Linked DNA regions of Homo sapiens: region 2 is linked to region 1. The links are chromatin loops, found by intact Hi-C in ENCODE. Cell type or tissue: heart left ventricle. All regions are shown on one strand. Each heading gives the region's core, and the rest is flanking DNA. Links, peaks and the distances in the headings are about the cores only. Region 1 has its middle 35 kb from the start of LINC00923. Region 2 has its middle 130 kb from the start of LINC02351.

The links. Hi-C counts contacts between places; a loop is a spot of excess contacts. Peaks named below come from ENCODE experiments on the same cell type or tissue, not always from the same donor. Only the 100,000 strongest peaks of a DNase experiment are listed, where the experiment ranks them.
Region 2: a loop joins it to region 1, with 12 times the contacts of the local background. A loop is called at or near these places in 76 of 110 quality-filtered maps.

What each region holds. Positions count from the first base shown.
Region 1 is chr15:97,906,813-97,912,197 of GRCh38, forward strand. No RefSeq gene overlaps it. Among named protein-coding and RNA genes, the nearest start is that of LINC00923, 35 kb to the left of the region's middle. In heart left ventricle, for the core only: CTCF peaks have their summits at 2,678 (motif pointing right) and 2,881; a DNase peak (open chromatin) is centred at 2,699; H3K27me3 peaks cover 1,441 bases.
Region 2 is chr15:98,292,837-98,298,221 of GRCh38, forward strand. No RefSeq gene overlaps it. Among named protein-coding and RNA genes, the nearest start is that of LINC02351, 130 kb to the right of the region's middle. In heart left ventricle, for the core only: a CTCF peak has its summit at 2,519 (motif pointing left); no DNase peak of the experiment used is centred there; H3K4me3 peaks cover 150 bases; H3K27me3 peaks cover 1,692 bases.

The DNA of each region.
Region 1 (5,385 bases), core at 70-5,069:
TGTTTGGTCTTTCCTCCCCTCTTTGATTCTCTCAGTTTGAGTTGAGTGTCGTGGCAGAGTACTCCAGGGCACCAGCACTCATATCAATTCTTATCATCGTTACAAATGGTGTCAGAGGTGTGGCGCAGTAGCTCACACATGTAATTCCAGCACTTTGGGAGGCCAAGGCAGGTGGATCGCTTGAGCCCAGGAGTTTGAGACCAGCCTGGGCAATGTGGCAAAACCCCATCTCTACAAAAAAACTACAAAAATTAGCTGGGCATGGTGGTGCGTGCTTGTTGTCCTAGCTACTTGGGAGGATTACCTGATCCCAAAGAGGTCAAGGCTGCAGTGAGCCATAATTGCACCATTGCACTCCAGCCTGGGTGGCAAAGTGAGACCCTATCTCAAAAAAAAAAATGGTGCCAGAATTTACACACACATTTATATTGTGTTTTATATATATATACACATATATATATAATCACAATGACTTACTAAGGTCATAGCCTATTTCCTTGTGTATATAATGAGGATAACAAAGGTCCCTACCTCCAAGGATTGCTGTAAAGATTACACAGAAAAATGCACTCTTTCATTTGTTTAATGCCCCTGTGATATTCTACTGATAGCGGAGGAACTGAGGCAGGACTTCCACAGGTGCACACTAATAACTGGGGAGCTCTAGAAAGAGAGGGAAGCACCCAGATGTCAGGCCAGTCACCAGCCTATCTTCTTTCCTATCTTGCTTCCCAATAATAGAACCTGTTTTAGTTGGGGTGGTATTGTTTCTAGGGCCATTTCCTGGCCTAGCTTGTAGCTAGGTACATCCACGAAACTAAGTTCTGACTAATGAGATATAAGCTGACATTATTGGAGAGGGTTATGAGAAATCTCTTTAAATGGTAGAAAAATGGCTGTGCAAACTCTTTTTGTCCCTCTCTTCTTCATTTTTCTGTCTGGATCATGGATGTAATGGCTGGAGCTCTGGTAGCTGTCTTGGACCATGAAGCAACCTTAAGGATGAAAGCAAAGTGATAAGAGTGCAGAGCAGCAACACAGAGGAAGACTGGTTTCCCAGTGAGCCTATGGAGTCCTCACACCAGCTCTGACGTGCTTTCCTCTAGATTGTGATATGTGAGAAAAACATCCTTTCATCACATTCTGTTTAGTCTCTGCTCTTAGTAGTCAAACACAATGTCTCACTGATATAGCAAACATGACCAAGATACCCTCAACTTTACACAGCTTACAATCTCATTTGTTGGAACTAACACAATATGAGAACTTTGGGATACTGGATTACAGGAGGCATATAGGAAACCTGGAAGATAAAGGAAAATTTCTCCAGAGAAGTCAAACCTCGGATTGGAATTAAGGATTGGTCAAAGTTAGCCCCATAGAGAAGAGAGAGAAGTGTGTTCCAAGAGAACAGCATGCAGAAGAGCCCAGAGGCAGCGGAGGAAGCACAGCCTGCTTATGTTAATAAATATGAATTTGATTACAAGAGTTATAGAGACTACCAAAGGCTTTTATGCAAAAAAAAAAGTGATAGTAAAAAAAATAAATAATATCCCAGGGCCAGACATGGTGGCTCACTCTTGTAATCCTAGCACTTTGTGAAACTGAGATGGAAGGATTGCTTAAAGCCAGGGGTTCAAAACCAGCCTGGGCAACATAGTGAGACCCTGACTCTACCAAAAAAAAAAAAAAAGTAAATTAGCCTGGTGTGATGGCACACACCTATAGTCCCAGCTACTTGAGAGGCTGAGGCAGGAGGAGCACTTGAGCCCAGGAGTTCAAGGCTGCAGTGAGCTACAATCACACTACTGCACTCCAGCCTGGGAAACAGAACAAGACCCTTCCATTTACCAAAAGATCCTTCTCACTTCTAAGCAGAGAAGGGACTAAAAAGGCAAGTCTGAAAGCAGGAGATAGGTGGAGGCTCATGCAGAAATCCAGATAAGATACCAATGCACCTAGAACTGGCAGGGTGCTGGCAGTGGGAGGAGAGATGGATGGATTTGAGTGATGCTTGACAAATAGAATTGGCAGGACATGGAAAGTAAGGGAATACAGTCAAGAGAGGGTCTCAGTGTGTGCTGGCTTGAACCAATTTCACAACAAGAGAATCAGCTCAGCCTGCCACATTGCACCCAACACCACTGCAGAAAAGTCTTGTTTTGTAGCAAGAGATTGGTTCTCTAGCCTCCCTTGTGGATATGTCCATGGGTCAGCCCCGGCCCAGCCATTCATTACTACTGAAAATATGTAAGAAAAACCTTTTTCATTTACAAAGTAACATTATATATAAGGTTAAAATGTGATGGGTATTAACTTGCAGAGAAATATTTCAAGGTTTCTTGTGAAGGTAAAAAGTGGTAGGTAGTTTTTTATACAGATAAGTGCATGACAATTAGCTTACAGAAAAATGATCCCAACTATTCTTAGAGTACAAATTCTGTGGTTCTTTTCCAGCAATGTCGTCAGTCTCAACTCTCAGAGATGATTTGGGGAAGGGTTCTGAGATTTAGTATATGAAAATGCGGGGCATCAAGAAGGAACATCCTAGGAATAAAGAGAAACCCACCTCACTTCAAAGAGAGCAGTCTCTCATTGAATTGCCCAGTGCAGTTCTGAGGACCAACATCAACAGGGTGGAAGTAACCATGCAAGTGCAGTGACAGTGGCTGCCATGAGAGGGCAGCCTAACACGGTTCCTGTAGGAATCGGGGCTGCTCAAGGCTGAGAGGTATAGATGGCCTAGGGCTTCAATATGACCAACACAATCCCACTTAGAGAATTCTCTCATTGTAGAAGTAGTGCAAAATATGGGGTTGAGGAACACATCCTTAAGAAAGGTGATTTCAATATAATAAGTAAGAGGAAAACTGGAAGCAATATGAATATCTAACACTAAAGAAATGGCCAAGGAAATTATGATATATGCAGAATAGCATGCTTTTTCCATCAAAAATTATAAGGAATGAAACAATAATGTTGCATTTTCAATGCAAGACACAATGTGCTAGATATGAACATGAAATGTATTTAAATATACAATTAAAAACTAAATTACTATGGGAAATATGGGCAGGAAAAGGTAAATGTTATAATAAGCCTTCATAATATTAAAAAAAAGACTTAGTCATCAAACAAGAAGTGCAAGTCAGGAAAGACGTATAAATTGGAAAGGAAAAAGTCAACCATCTAGAAAATTCTAAACTGTCTCTTAAGTAATTCTTGTTTTTTTTTTTTTTTTAAGGCAGAACAGCAAGAAAAAAATGTGTTTTTTCGATTCATGGCATTAAAACCTACATAATTAAATAAGAAAAAATTAATGAGTTAAACATCCAGTTCAAAATGTTAAGTAAAACAAAAATAAAATAAACTCACATAACACATGGAAGAGGATAATAAAGGAATGAAAGAAATATAAAACAGAAAAAAAGTAGAGCATTTTCAAGGAAAATACAAGGCACAAAACTGACCCCAGAAGAGGGAGAAAACATAAATAAAACAAGAAAAGTGAAAAAAATAAAATAAAAAAGAAATAGTAAATAGCAGTAGCATTCATGAACAGAGTTATTTCCCTACAATAGAAAATATTGTTATTTATTAAAAGGATAAAGGTCGTTAGAATGAGCTGATATTAAGGTAACTTTTCTCAAAAGGAAAATGCAAGGTTTAGCACAGCAGGTATGCTGTGACCTCCTTGTGCAATATTTATTTATTTATTTAGACAGAGTTTTTGCTCTGTTGCCCAGGCTGGAGTGCAATGGTGCGATCTCAGCTCACTGCAACATCTGCCTCCTGGGTTCAAGCGATTCTCCTTCCTCAGCCTCCCTAGTAGCTGGGATTACAGGTGCGCACCACCACACCTGGCTAATTTTTGTATTTTTAGTAGAGACGGGGTTTCACCATGTTGGCCGGGCTGGTCTGAAACTCTTGACCTCAGGTGATCCACCCACCTCTGCCTCCCAAAGTGCTAGGATTACAGGGATAAGCCACCACGCCTAGCCCCTTGTGTGATATTTAAAGACCCATGTAGACATATGGTATTAGATAAGTTTGTGATATTAAGGACCTATTGTAATCGGGGCAGCGTGGTGCACTAGGTAATACTGAGACTCAGGAGCCAGATTCTCTGGATTTGAATCCTGGCTTCACCACTTTCTAGCTGTGTGATTGTCAGCAGTGTCCTTAGCTTCTCTGTGCCTTAGCTTCTTCATCGGTGAAATGGTAACAACAATAGACCCTAATTCATAGAGCTATGGGAATTAAATGGGCTAATTATTACAAAGTACTTTAGAACAGTGTCTGATAGTAACATAATAAATGCCTACTAAATATTAGCTGTGGTGATCCCTCCTAAAAGCATTACTAGGAACTGTCCTTGGGAAATTGGGTGGAGGGTGCTTAGAGGCAAAATGAGCAAAGCCTCCATTTTTCTGTGTTCCTTTCTGAACTTCTTGCATTTCCTAGGCATCCACATTACTAAATAGGACTGTGTGGACACTGGAATCATGGGACACTTTGGTTTTCCTCTTCATCCTTTTCTATATTTATAATATATATATATAATACATATATACTTATCTTTATTCAAAAATAATTATATATAATATTTTTAAATGTTGTGTTTGTACTTAGCACAACTATGTAAAAATAGAAACAAATGGAAAATTATTAGAAGGAAAATCTTAAAAATTATAGGACTTTTGTTAGTATAAGAAAATACAGAATCTTATTTCCCCCTTCATTTTAAACAAGTATTTTATTTATTTATTTATTTATTTATTTATTTATTTATTTTTGAGACGGAGTCTCGCTGTGTCCCCCAGGCTGGAGTGCATTGGCACCATCTCGGCTCACTGCAAGCACTGCCTCCCGGGTTCACGCCATTCTCCTGCCTCAGCCTCCCGAGTAGCTGGGACTACAGGTGCCAACCACCCGGCCCGGCACATTTATTTTTAAATACACTAGCTTCAGATGATATATTTTTGTAAAATATTTCAATGTAAGGTAAAAATACTTTCTGGCCTTTTCCGTGCTTAGCCCCTCCAGGGAGGGCATCTTCTCTCTGCATTAACATAGACACATACATAGTTATAGAAATGTGTAATTGCGATGTTTTTAGCAATATAAATGCCATCACACTTCATGTATTGTTCTGCAACTTGCTTTTTTCAATTAAAAATATGTCTTGGAAAAAGGAATTTCTATGCCAATACACAAATATCTACCTATTTAATAGCTGCATAGATTTCTGTGATGTGTTTGTGGCAACAGTTTATGTAACTGTTTCACTATTGATGGGCATTTAGTTTGTTCCCAAATTTTACCTCTTGCCATCAGTATTGCAACACACATACTTCTGCACATCTATTTCTCTACAATTTTTTT
Region 2 (5,385 bases), core at 92-5,091, 390 kb after region 1:
AATGAGCTGGAGCATCAGCAGGGGTTCCAAATGGCAGGCGTCCTCTCCCCTCTGTCCCACAAAGAACAGTCCGTCCCCTGGGCTGGGAGCTGGGCCCGGAGCCCCGGGGCAGCCCGCCCGGCCGTGCTCGCTGCGCCCCCGGGCTGCGTTCATCAAGCGCAACTCCAGGCGCGCGCCGCAACCGCGCAGGGCAACCGGGGGCTCTCCCGCCGAACCCGCCCTCACTTACATCTTTCTCGTCGCCCTTCAGGGGCTGCTAGTTTGCTAATGCTGCCAGGAAGCTCTCCTCCCAGTTTTCTAGCTGCCGTTCCAGCGAGCAGAGAGAGAGCCTCGGTGGTAATAAGCCTCGCACAGAACACAGCACTAATTCTAACGCACAGGCGGTTCCACTTACCGTTTATGGAAAGCCACAAAGCCGGCGTGAGAACACCTAATTACCGCGTGAATTAGTGAAAAAACAGATGCGAGGTTTACAAAAATGTCTGCCAGTGTCTAGTAAATGGCCACAATTGATAGAGATGCTCCAAAGGCCTGCTGGGGGCAGAGGCTGGCTCAGGCACAGCCCCAACCCAAAAAATGCTGTCAACAGTTGCCGGCACCCCCAGAGCGCGCCCCCAGTTCTCTTAGGTGAAAGGGCTGGGAAATCGTCTATGAGCAGCCACTTAATAGTCTTGTACTCACGAACCGCAATTATCAACAACAAGCGCCACCCACAGACTCAGTGGGAATGTGTTCATGGTTAATCAATTCGATTGATCACTGTTTATTAAGTAAAAACCTGCTTTCTAAACAGTTCCTCCCTAAATGGTGTTTTTGCAGGCTGCTAGAAAACAAGAGACTAATTGGGGCTCCTAATTTAAATCCAAGCGTGCACATTACTAAAAGCATTCGCAGCAGGGGTGTGGGCATGGTGAACCCTCAGTCCCCCAGAGTGGCCACGCTAAAGCCGACATTCTCACATTATAAAGACCTCCCAATCCCTGCTTTAATTTCTCCGATCAAGAAGCCACGGTGACCAGGTCAGATGAGGACATCAGGAAGGAAGTCCACTGATAATATAGATTATGGGAATATTTGAGTCCCATCGGTGCTGTTAAATTGATCGGCTCCATTCAGCACCTTGTGAATCGAGATGGGAAATCGATGGTTGGACGGGCCAGGTGCCGAGATAAGTGACCATAGCGTATTTTTGTTATCTCCTTACAGAGAGTCATGATCTCTACCACCCTGAGTGCTCTAAATCTAAGCAAAATACAACAGAAAATCCAACACAGAGGAGGTCAGGGTGATTGCGCGATTGTGCTATAATCCAGAGAGGAAGGGGTCTGGCTGGTCCAGGGCTAAACTCTTCCTAAATGTGGCCACCCCCGCATGTGAGGAATTGGACCCAGGAGCAGCACAGCAGCTCCACTTTATCCACACCAGCTCTTCATCTGCTGCAAGTGCTGGGGGCTAAGCGGAACAGCAAGGAGACTGCCCTCCACCCCAGCTGAGGCTGCCAGTGTCAAGGCACTTCTAGCATGGGAGCCGAGCCCGCCCTCCAAAGAAGAGAGCTTTGCATTTCCTGTGTATCACCTGCCTCTGTTGCAAAATTCCCATCCATGCCTCAGGAAGATATTGCAGAGAGTGACAACCTCCCACTATTCCCGTTATTTTTCATTGTTTGATATTCAGGTCTTTTCTGCCTGCCCAGCTCAGGAATTCCACTCTCCCTAAACGAAGAGACCGTGAAGACCCTCATAACTCCCATCCATCACAGACAGAAATACCACAGATTAGGAGCCAGTAAAGAAATAAAACACACATTTTCGCATGCAATTATATGTGAAATTACTGCATAGACAGATATCCAAACTCTCAGGAATCCAAATCAGAAATAACATTAATTACTCCGAAAGGGTAACTAGCCAAAGGAAATTGAAGTCTTCTAGGGAGGCTGCACAAGGATTTTAATTTTCGATTAAGAAACCATTTGCGGGTTCCAATCCCCAATAGATGCAAATAACCCTATTTCCATACACTGGATGCAGAGTCAGTTTTATGTATCTCCAAAAACAGGACAGAGAAACTCTGAAAATATTTGTCAATCGTTTCTGCACAACGTGCTGTGCCTGCAGTCTTTGCACGCCCACATGCAGGGCTGTGTTAAATCTGTCTCGACCTCAGTCTCATAAAGAAATAAAGACCAAGTTATCACCATTTGATACCCAAGCGGCAGATGCTCTTTTCCATCTGGATAATGAACATCAAAAACCTGGAATGTAGAGAGATGTGTGTTCTTGGTTACAGCGCCTGCAATGCCCCTGCTTAGCTGAGAAATATTAGGGCTCAGTAGAAACATATAAGTCACAACATCCACAATTCTGCAGGAAAGAGAGAAACTTTTAATAGGAGCGGGGCTGCATCAAAGCAACCCGTAATTAGGTACAAATTTGGCTCATGGTTCAGCAATTTCTACAGATTAGCTGTACTGACCTTCTGGAGCCCCAGGGTGCTTATTTCGCATTTGCGGTTGCAGAGTGACCTCTAGTGTTAAAAGACAAGGATTTTTTTTTTTTTTTTTTTTTTTTTTTTTTTTTTTAAGGATAGCATCCAAAGTTAACATCTTTTTTTTTCTTTTTTTTTTTATTATACTTTAAGTTTTAGGGTACGTGTGCACATTGTGCAGGTTAGTTACATATGTATACATGTGTCATGCTGGTGCGCTGCACCCACTAACTCGTCATCTAGCATTAGGCATATCTCCCAATGCTATCCCTCCCCCCACCCCACAACAGTCCCCAGAGTGTGATGTTCCCCTTCCTGTGTCCATGTGATCTCATTGTTCAATTCCCACCTATGAGTGAGAATATGCGGTGTTTGGTTTTTTGTTCTTGCGATAGTTTACTGAGAATGATGATTTCCAATTTCATCCATGTCCCTACAAAGGACGTGAACTCATCATTTTTTATGGCTGCATAGTATTTCATGGTGTATATGTGCCACATTTTCTTAATCCAGTCTATCTTTTATCTATCCTTACTATTGAAAGCACGAGCTGTAACACACCTTTGGGGAAAAGTCCCTGGGAAATCTCCATAAGGTAATCAGATACAGATGTGACTTTTTGTTGTGTGCAAATCACCGTTAGAGACTGTTCTAAACCTTCTGTCATGGAAATTTCCAAAGGGTTTACACATTTCAGAGAATATCTATGTTGGCTCTTTTTTTCCTCTTTTTGTTATATATTGGGGTTATGTGAAATTTTATTTTTAAAAATGTATGTGCCTTATGATGCTCTCTGGCCTATAGACAATTAAATAACTTATTATTCCCTCTTAAGGAGAATGGGCCCAACATTGACCCCAAACAGAGCCTGAAGTTTTTGCCTTAATTCCTTGAAAATAAAAATGATGGGAATCACAGCAGAAACTCTTTGGGACCAGGGCCGAGTTCACAGTGACAGCTCATTCTTGCCACTGTTGGCCCTAGTTGGGACTTGGAGTGCAGTGAGCAGGAGACAGTGTTTGCTGGGCACCAGTTGAGCTGGCCAGAGCCAGTTACAGAATGCACAGGGCCCAGTGCAAAGTGAAAATGCTGGGCCCCTTTTCCAAAAAGCAGGAAAGAAGGTGCCAGGAAAGGTACTAAAATATAAGGACTTTTCCTTTCTCCTGCTGTCTCTCTTTTGACTTGCAGTGTTATTATTTGCTATTTAATAGCTGCTAGGTTTGGAAAAATTAAACGTAAATTGATAGCACGAATCTTACCATTCCTGTGCCTTGCCATCTTACAATACTAATGGAAGCATTTAGCTCAAAGCATGTAGCTCACATGCAGAATCACAGAAATTATAGAATTTGTATTTCCTAACTTATACATAAATAGGTTTGGGGGCGGTGAGGTTTAACCAGTACAGATGATTGCATTCAGAGGCACACAATGGCACAATCGCCCTGGCCTTTCAACCAATCCCTTACTGGAAATGCTGCACAAAAACTAGCTTTGCTGGTTTTATTTCATTTCTGGATATGCATACATTCTACCAGCACCCTCTGCCTTCGAGTTACTGAGGATTAAGACAGGACTGAAGGCCAGGTGCAGTGACTCACGCCTGTAATCCTAGCACTTTGGGAAGCCAAGGCAGATGGATCACTTGAGCCCAGGAGTTGGAGACCAGCATGGGCAATATGGTGAAATCCCATCTTTACAAATAATACAAAAAAAAAGTTTCTGGGTGTGCTGGCATGCCCCTGTAGTCCCAGCTACTTGGGAAACTGAGGTGGCAGGATTGCTTGAGCCCAGGAAGCAGAGGTTGCAGTGAGCTGAGATCGTGCCACTGCACACCAGCCCTGGTGACAGACCAAGACCCTATCTCAAAAAGAAAAGAACGAAAAGAAAGGCTAGTTCCCTTTCCTCCTATGTCATAACTACTGGCATAAGTGGTTGACTAACACAGAGAAACAACAGGAATGAAAAAGAATATGCTAGGCTTCCTTGGCTGATGATGTCCTTAGAACATCATATCCTTCTTTCCATTTTGAGTCAAATTCTAGTTTGAATGGAAAGCATGGCCCATCAGGCCCATACTTAATCAAAGATGTAACACTTGTACTCACTTTGAGTAATCTTGTTCTCACTTTGAGTCTTTCTGAACTCCCACCATCATGGGAGCACCAGAATTCTGTGCTCATGAGGCAAGGAATGGCAGCAAACACACATACCACGCGTATCTCCTCTGCTCAGGTGCATGCTGTATTGTCCCATTGGACTTCATCACAAGTGTAAAGATAAAATCATGGAGTATTTAAAGATGGCAATGGCAGAGGATTCAACCATGCACAGGGCTCTTCTGAACATGAGTCCCTGTGTGACTGCAGAGGTCAAATGCCCATGAAGCCAGCAGGGGCTGGGGAAGCTGGCCTTCTGGCAACTGATGCACCTGGGTGCCGTAGAAGCAGAGAGTGGGACATCCCTACAGACAGAGTGGCTGGGGGAGGCTTCATGGTGCCCATCCTGTCTAGGAGGAATAAGAATGTGACTGAGACTGTTTTTCCTAGGGCAGCCCCACACGTAAATATAAAAATCAATCTTCAAAGTTTTCACAGTGGATCCTCCAACACTTGTGAAGCAGGGGAAATGTAATCCACCGCATTTACACTGAGGAATTAGAGACTTGGAGAGATGGGGCAACGAATGGCATAACGGCACCCAGCCCTGGGTGAGTGGGGCTCTGGGATCCCGAACCTCAACACTGCTCCCTTGTTGCACTTGGCTGCTCTGACCTCCTTGCTTTTCTCACAGGAGGCATGCTCCTGCCACAGCCTTGTTCCAATGCTACCCTTTCAATGAGACACACGGTCATCAAACCAATCACAATTGCAGTTCCCCCACCCACCCCCCACACAC